Linked DNA regions of Homo sapiens: region 1 is linked to region 2. Evidence: read pairs that join two places in POLR2A ChIA-PET (ENCODE). Cell type or tissue: MCF 10A. All regions are shown on one strand. Links, peaks and the distances in the headings refer to the core of each region. The heading gives the core; the rest is flanking DNA.

Evidence for each region. ChIA-PET counts read pairs that join two places held together with the same protein. Peaks named below come from ENCODE experiments on the same cell type or tissue, not always from the same donor. Only the 100,000 strongest peaks of a DNase experiment are listed, where the experiment ranks them.
Region 1: POLR2A ChIA-PET joins it to region 2 with 5 read pairs; 3 of 35 experiments call an interaction of 5 or more read pairs at or near these places.

What each region holds. Positions count from the first base shown.
Region 1 is chr2:191,258,775-191,263,173 of GRCh38, reverse strand. The region is part of intron 1 of MYO1B (myosin IB); the gene reads right to left. Among named protein-coding and RNA genes, the nearest start is that of MYO1B-AS1, 15 kb to the right of the region's middle. In MCF 10A, for the core only: no CTCF peak of the experiment used is centred there; no DNase peak of the experiment used is centred there.
Region 2 is chr2:191,484,868-191,489,266 of GRCh38, reverse strand. No RefSeq gene overlaps it. Among named protein-coding and RNA genes, the nearest start is that of NABP1, 190 kb to the left of the region's middle. In MCF 10A, for the core only: no CTCF peak of the experiment used is centred there; DNase peaks (open chromatin) are centred at 896 and 2,166.

The DNA.
Region 1 (4,399 bases), core at 140-4,139, 230 kb after region 2:
ATCATATAAAGTTGATCGAGAGTCCATCATGGATACATGCTGGACTCTTCTGTTGACAACCTCCCACTCTGACCCATGCTACTGGTATACAAACAGTACTTAGCAGGCAATGAAAGAAGAAAGAATGAGAGACACATCTACTGCTTCTCATGCATGTGCAATCTAACTGAGGAAAGAATACTTAAGAGTAAGATAACCAGTATAATATGTTCATATAGGGCAGGCGATTCACCTCAAAAGGAGGAATATAGAGATGAACATTTCTGTTTAGAGGTACAGCTACTATCATACAGCAGGAGAATCACAGAAGGATAGCTGAAGAGGTGAAACTCGACCATGAAAGGTGAGTTGGATGTGATTAAGCAGAAAAGAAGTTTAAAGCAAGAATAAAAAACATATTCAGAAGACGGTGACCTGGCAGAATGGTAGCAGAGGACGGCCGGTATAGGAGCCTGATGAACAATGAAGCTGGGATGAAAGGTAAGCCAAGGCTAGACTAGGAGTCAGACCTAAGGAGCTCACAGGTGTTAGAGTGGTGGGAATGGGTGGGCGGGGAGAGAGAAGCATTACATAGCCTAACCAGCGCATCTGTGCTACAGTCATTACTTATGTCACACATCAAGATGGCAACAACTAAGGCTCAGAGTCACTGGTGATGGTCCCATGGAAGATAAAACTGAGGTCAGCCACTACATACAGATGACAGGGAGCCACCAAAATGATTTTGAGCACAATAGAGACAACAAATTTAAAGGAGGCTTAAGCAGAGGATGGGCAGTCTGAATTTGTTGGCAAAGCGACTAAATGCAGGGAGGAGGACTGCTCTGTGCAGTTGTTCAGTTTGTGTACTGCATAAAAGTGGGCCAGCTGGGGAGGAGGGGGGGCGGCAGAATAAGGTGACTAAAATAAAGTTGAGCTCCTGTGGGATTGTGTCTGCCCCAAAGAGTGCCTTTTTCTCACTGCATACAGGCCCTATACAAGACAGTATATCAAGGAATTCATCTGGGGCCCCAATCTAGTAGTTGAGGAACAAGAATTAGGATAATGCTAATGGAAATGAAAAGGAGATGTGCCAAGGGAAATCACAGATGAGTCTATCATAAAAGGTGGGAAACTAATTTGACAGAGGTGGAAGAGAGACAGGAGCGTTTAAGACTAAAGTAGAGGTTCTCTTATCCAAATGCATAAGGATTGACAATTTGGCTTATTTTTTTTTAAGTCAGTTAAATTTGGAAGTCATAAAAAATGATACATACCTAAACAAGTCATTTTAAATGAAGCTCTACAAATATACATTTATTGTCAATCTTTTGTTATAGTGCTGGAGCCTTTTCTTTGAGTATATGTCCACTGTTGTACTCAATGGTCTTTCTTCTATAAACCATCCCAAGGCATCATCCTCCAAGTCCAATTTATTTAAAGAACAGTGAGGTTCTAAAGAGCCCTGGAAAGTGAAGTGCGGTAGACCTCATTACCCTTTACAAATGCCCCATACCCCTCTCTACGTCCCGCCTTGCTGAATTCAGGCATATAGCCAATAAGACCTTTGCAGCAGGCGTCCCCTCTGCCACAGGGACCAGCAACGTTCCAGAAGGTACTGCCCCATCAGACTGTGTTCTGGAGTAAGGTTAAGGACAAATGGAGCAGAGTCCCCATCTGATCCACAACGGACACACAGTGTGAACATGGGTTACTGCTTTGAGCCAGTACGATTATCGAGTTTTACATAATCACAACTTAACCCACCAATCATGAATGACTGATAATATCAGTGAGGATACTTTTATTTTATGATCCCCCAAATTTTTTACTTATCTCAGCCACTCCTAAATTAGCTGCAGTCATTTATGGAAATTCATTCTTATCAGGTGATTTCCAAAGAATTCAAATGAATTTTCATAGAAACAACAATTCTTTTGGCACACATGTTTAAAATCATTGTATTAAACTATAATAAGTACACCGGGCACACGCAGGTCTGGGAATTAACACAGTCAGGTCTGGAGAAGCATTCTTCTCAACTGGTGGGAAAAGAAACTCAAGAGCACACTACAGGGTAGCCCTCTAGCTTGGAGCATTAGTGTATCTATGGCATCGGCTGATCCACTTTACAGAGAAAAAGAGAACACCAACAAATCCAGCAAGTCTGGAAGTCAATAAAAGCTTAGACTGTTTTCTAAAGCTGTGAGTCTGGACAATCATAAGAATGAATAGTACTATGGTATTACCAGGTTAAAAATCTGGTTGGCTTTTCAAAAGTATATCCAACTACCATATTTATTCTGATCCAAATATATAGTCATAAGTGCTTAAGTCATTTAGGAAAGCACAAAAATAACACTTCAAATCCACAACCAGACATAGAGTCAAGAGTACAAGGTCACATGTCATTCTATAACTTGGCTCTTAAAGATAGAAAGAATAAACACAGAAATTACTATTAAAAACTAAATTTGAGTTTCATAATTTAAAATTACATACTTCTTTAAAATTGTCAACACAGACAAATGTTTCTCTGAAAAGGAATATCACTCTCTTGAAAAAAGCAAAGGCTCCCAGAAAAATCTGGGTGCTTCTATTGTAAGTAGCTAAATGGTAAATCCATTCATGATTGACATACTTTTAGAAATCTGACATTCACTCTCTTCAAAAAAAATATGTTCTTTTGTGTAAAAATGATATTGATATATTTCAATAGACTACTAAAACACTGTGTAAAGACATATACACCAGAAACCCCAAAACAACCAATGTTATGTAAACATATACACACCAGAAGCCCAAAACAACCAAAACAGTTTAAATAACACATACATACAAGTCAATCCTGACCCCAGTACCATGCATATAAGGCTCCCCACTCAGCACCAAATAGAATAACCTTAACTTCTATATAGCTTTAATTCAAAAAAAAAAAAAGCCTATCTGGGAAAAAAGTAATATTATACCCTCCAAAATAAATCTGCCCCCAGGCTCTACAGGGATAGCTACCCACTCAATCTTATTTTAACCAAAGTAAGCTCTTGAAAAGAAAGGAAACCCTGGCTGTCCACATCCCACCTCCGGACACTCCTTATTTTCCTTAGTGCTTCTCCATTCTCTACTTGTCACAGAATGATGTTCCCAGAGTTCTATCCTCCGCCTTCCTCTTCTCACTCTACCCTCTAAGCAATCCTAACATTATCCACAGCTTCCACCACACGTAGCTGCCCATGATCCCCTCATCTGAACCCCAGGCCCTGGCTTTTCCCTAAGCTCCGGACCTTGCATTTCAACAGTCCCTGAAGCTCCCTCACTGCCTGAATGCCCCACATCCCAAAATGAACCCCTCACTTGTGGCCCTGTCTATGCAAACCATTCCCAACATCACACAAGCCAGAAACTAGGGAGTTATCCCAGACTCCAACTCTTTCTGCCCCACCAACCAAGTCACTCCATCCATTACCTGATTACATCAAAGAGTTCACAGCAATCTTTGACCCAATCACCTCGTTCTCAATATCTACTGTCAGAAAATCATTCAAAATATAGAAAAGGTTATAGGTACAAAAAGGCTCATCACAGTATTATTCACAACAGCAAAGTGGCAGAAGGAATACAAATGCCCAAAAATAAAGGGATGCTGCAGAAAATGATGGTACTCAATGGAATAATACACAACTATAAAATTTATTTCAAATACTATGTAGCAATATAGAAAATGTATGTACTCTATGATTATGATCACATTTTAAAACATTCACATAAAAAGCCTGGAAAAGAATATTCAGAAATGACCACAGTTGACACTTTTAGAGTGGTAGGCCCACAAACATCTTTTTAAACTCCATTTTCCTGCATCCCTTCAGCTGCTGTTCAACCTCCTGCTACATCTGTTGCAATACCAACTCAAACTCCCATAAAATAAAGTTTCCCCCTAAATCCTATTATGCTTGCAGCCCACGGCATGAGATCTTCAAAATTGATTAATTCTTTCAAGAAATCCAACTGGACATATCAACAGCTGCAAAACTGGGCTCCCAACATCTGTGGGGGTTATTAACTGTTCTAGTCAGAAAAGTTCACCATGCACAAGCTGCTGCCAAGACAGCAAACGGTAAAGCTGGAAGCTAAATCACAGAGTAGGTGAAGTCGACTATGTATCTAATGTCCAGCCTGGCTCACTGCCTGCCAGGTAAGGAAGGGGCATTTTCTCCATCCGAGTTGCAGAAGATAGTCAGGTACTACAGCCCAGGGTCCATGAGACACAAAAAGGTCACTTCAAAGGACATAAATTAGTACAAGTTTCCTTTAACATTTTACCTATACCTTTGTATTGTTTTTTAAACTGGCAACCAGTGCTAAGTATTAAGACTGGGCTGGCAGTTCTAGCATTATGTGTTCCATGCTCATGCCATAC
Region 2 (4,399 bases), core at 97-4,096:
TTTCCCACACTTTATTTGACCAGAGATTTTTTCTTGCTGTAACATCTGTTTAACAGCCTGCATATCATATCAGGGTTCTTGGGAACTGCTGACTTCGCTATTCAAAAACATAAAAATCAATGCACAATTTAAAAGGAAAATTTGCATTGCCCAAAAAGAAGAAAAGAGGGAAATTTTTATTTAAAAAAAAAAAAAAGTGATGTTCCAGCTGTCAGATGTAGTTGTATCCTTCCTCAACCATTTAGAGTTCAGCTCGAATCTGGGGGCTTTTTTGCCTTGGGCATTGGAAAGTTCGTTCAAATGATATTCTAACTTTTTACCACTGTCAGTTCATGTTTTTAAATGATGTGGGGGTGGGGGGCGGGGTGGGAAATAATAATGTGAGAAGCTACAAATCATATATTTTATAGGGGTTAAAAAAGTTCAGTTAATCATAGTCCTTTCAAGATTGATTTTCACAACTTATCTGGTCCCAGAAGGGACTGGAAATAGGAACTGTAAAATATATTAAGGAAGCCAGTCTTCAGCTATGCAGATCAATTAGACAGAAAGGTACCAAAAATCTTATGGTACAGCTCAGTTCTTTTGTGGGAGATGAGGAGTGGAAGAGGACTTCAGGTGGAGGGGCATTGCAAAGGCTTAGGAAAGGCTTTGGGATGACGGAAGCATTGTCCTGGTGGGCAGGCCCGCTAGAATACACCGCTCTCAGGTTTTCCCCAGCCCCCTTGACTGCCCTTTGCTGTCAGAGTCGGAAACATTCTTTGTTCAACTGAGGAATCTTCCAGGGAAGTGCTGACAACACATATTGCCTGCACATAGACAGAACACTTCCTGGTTCCTCCTTTGCCACATCGGTTTCGTGTGAATTGCCAAATGCAGGGAGAGGCAAGTGAATTGGACTGCCCCGGGCTCGCCATTCCTGGAGATCCAGCATGAATCATCAGGGGTCACTTAGGTGAGCAGGGTCACTTAAGGTGCTGCAGGATAAAGGACTTCTTAAAGGAATTAGACTTTTCACACGTGTGAGAGGAGCTGAGCAAGTACAGGTGTGTAAGGATGAGTTGGAGAATGAGGGAGTCATGAACCAGTCACAAAGAGGAGTTAGTTACATTCGTGACTAAAGTAGGACAGTGAAGCAGGGATTCATGGTGAGGTTACAAATCATTGTATCAGCAGCTCCCAGCCTGCCACTAGATACTGGCCTACAATATCTAGTGGTACAGCCCAATATCTAGTGGGCTTGGAGCTGCTATTGTTCAGCAGGGCCAGCAGTCTGGAAGAACTGGACACAGAGGGGAGTTTGGACAAGTTTTGTCTGTCTGTCACCACATATGACCCTGAAAAGATTTTCAGAAAGGAACAGCCACTGCCTCTCTTTTGCCTTTCAAATCTCATGCAAATTCCATTCTGGCCATCTCTAACCTGACTCCTGCAAGAAAAAGGACTTTGGAAAACAGTCCCCAGCTTAGATACTTTGACAGCACAATCTGCCACACAGAGTACTTGGCAGACTGAAAACATGAAATATGTGTGAAGCCCCTCTGACCAACATGACCAGTCAAGCCTAAGCTCTATACAGCTCCACAGGCTCCTCAGCTCACTGGTCTTTGACCACCTATTTTTATCCAAAATGGCATGAAGACATTGTCTTTCCCAGTAGCTATGGTTATCAGAATGTGGCAAACCTCAAAAGGAGTGTCAATACAGTGTCAATCACAAAATAATATTCTGTCCTCTCCAATTACGCTACTTCAGACTACCAGAAGGCCCATGGAGACACTCTTGTAGCTTCCATGGCAAAAACGCTGGATTCAGAAACACAATCCAGGCCTTAATTAGGAAATTATGTAAAATCAAGTGTTACCTGGTCTCTCTGCCTCAGTTTCCCTATATACAAGTTGAGAAGATGGAGGAGATGATTTCTAGGGAACTTTCTAGTTTGAACATTATATAATTCTACATCTGTGGCAACTTTATGTCTGGGGAGGCGAGTCTGCCATTTCATGCAGAAAATGAAACTCCACCAGAGAAAACCTCTGGTATGTGGAAAAGAAAAGGCAGTAGTCATCTTTTCTCATTAGCAGCACCAGATTCTGCTACCTCAGCTGGATGCTGTTTAGTCATCTGCAGTAATAACCTCCATTCCCAGCTCCAAGCTGCTGCGTGGGCCTAGACTGAAGTCTCTGTGGTTATGAGTCACAAGCCCATTAAAGCCAGGAATTGACACGAGACCTTGAAAGGCAATTTGCCTTCCATACCTAGCTTCCTAGGAACTGGTTTCTTCCCAAAGAGAAAATAGTATATGTGATTTATGAAATATCACATAGTATTTCCTCATAAGCTCATGGCTCTAGAAATGAATTCCTAATTCTCCAACTGGAAACATCTAGATTTTTGATTTTAGCTATTATTATCAGTTGTTGGATCCAGAGCTCCTCATGGTCCATTAAGTCTAGTGAATGCAGTGCTGAACAGAATACAGTCATTGATACAATCTACTTTTATCTGGGAAGTCTGCTGAGGCTACTTGTCCTTTTGGCATTTTCCCTTTGCTAAATGTTAAGGTATGGGTTCAAAGCAACAAGGCTTTGCAATATCAGCAAACCTCTAAGGGCAGTCCTTCACCCCCACAGGTATGCTCACCTTAGCTCCTTGCTGTACTACTAGATGTCTAATAAGTATTCACTGATGGTCCCCTCCCTGTTGCTACCACATGATAAATCAAGGAGGTGGTGCCAGCCCTACTTTCAAAGTACTAGAACCAGGTCAGCCTACACTCCCTAATTTCAAAGCCCGAGAAGAAGCAACACAATTTGCAGACTATAAAAAGAGCTTTGGGGATTGGATAGAAATGGAAACCCAAGTGGTATCTTCTGCAGAGCAAGCACAATGGGCCCCGGGGAATGGAGGGAAGTGGCTGCATGGACAGCGTTATTACTAAAATTTGGCCAAGGGAGATAAAGGGCAAGGCTGAGGGTGGGAGCATGATCCTGGGAATCCAAAATTAGTGCCTGAGAGGATCGAAGCACCAAAAAGAATGAGAGTGAGGGCCAAAGAGAAGTGAGGAAAACCACAAGGGTGCTGTATGGGATTTAAAGACACAGCAAGATATTAAAGATGTCTTCATCCAAGACATCCCAAGGGAAATGGAGAGGAGTGGGAAGGTTTTCTCAGAGTATCCATTTTCCTTCCAATTTCCCAGGAGAGGTGACATTTGTGCTGGTGTTAAGGGCTGAGTTGGTATGAGTTAGTGATACTACACAGGCTATGAAGCCAGAGTCTGGCCCAAGCAGGGCCCTACTCTTTATTAATTGTGTCATTTTAGGCCAACTGTGCCTCAGTTTCCACATCTGTAAAGTTCATTCATTTGAAAAATCTTTGCTGACCATTACAATATACCACACAGCATTATGGTGAATAAAACAGATAAATATTCCTTTTCCCTATAGCTTGCCTTCTAATGGATGAGAATACTACTATTACTACTAGTAATACCCATCTTATAATGTTGTCATGAAGATTAATTAGTGCATACACATCAAGCACATAAAACTGTGACAGCCCATAATTAATGCTCAATAAATGCTGGCTATTATTATTACTATGAGGTGGGCAAGCAAGCTGAGGCTATTTCAGTAAGAGAAGGAAAAGGATGTAGTAAGTGTGGAAATAGCAAGAAGTTAATTATGATCATAGTGGTGGGCACCTGGGGTAAAGATAAATTTGGAAAGTTGATCTGGGGACAACTGTTCCCTGGCCCTTGAGCCATATCTTTTATATCTTGAGAAGCAGAAGGGTTCAGGCTCTGGGGAGTGAACCTCAGCTCAATTACTCACTAACTTACATCACAGGTGACTCTAGGTAAGTAACTGGAGCTTTTTGTGCCTGTTTCCTCATTGGTAAAATGTTGAGATCTACGTCACAAAATCAAAGGGAAGATTAAGTGAGTTAATATTTGTGAAGCTCTTAGAACTCTGATGTCATAATTCAGGAAACATTTGATAAATATAAGCTGCAATTAATTATCCTCATTACTAGTATTTCTATCATCTTCCTCCACTCTCTAGTTTGGCAACATGTACTATCATAATGTGTTATTCTTGTTCTTTGCCTTTCCTGCTATTCCCAAAATAAGCTGCCAGGAAGTTATGCTTCTTCCTTGTACTGAGTCTTTCCAATACTTCCTTTCTCTCCCAGGGCTCCTTTGCTAGTTTAGGCCCTTACTCTTTGTTCTAAGGATACAGCAGCAGTTTCCCAGTTGGCCTTTTTTTCGTAAGCCATCCTTAACCCAGTCTGTTTTTCACAAAGCTGCCAGAGTAATCTTTCTCAAAGAGTGTTGTCCACATGTGCATCACTCTGTCTTGCCTATTGTACATCTTAGTCTTATTCTGGCATTCAA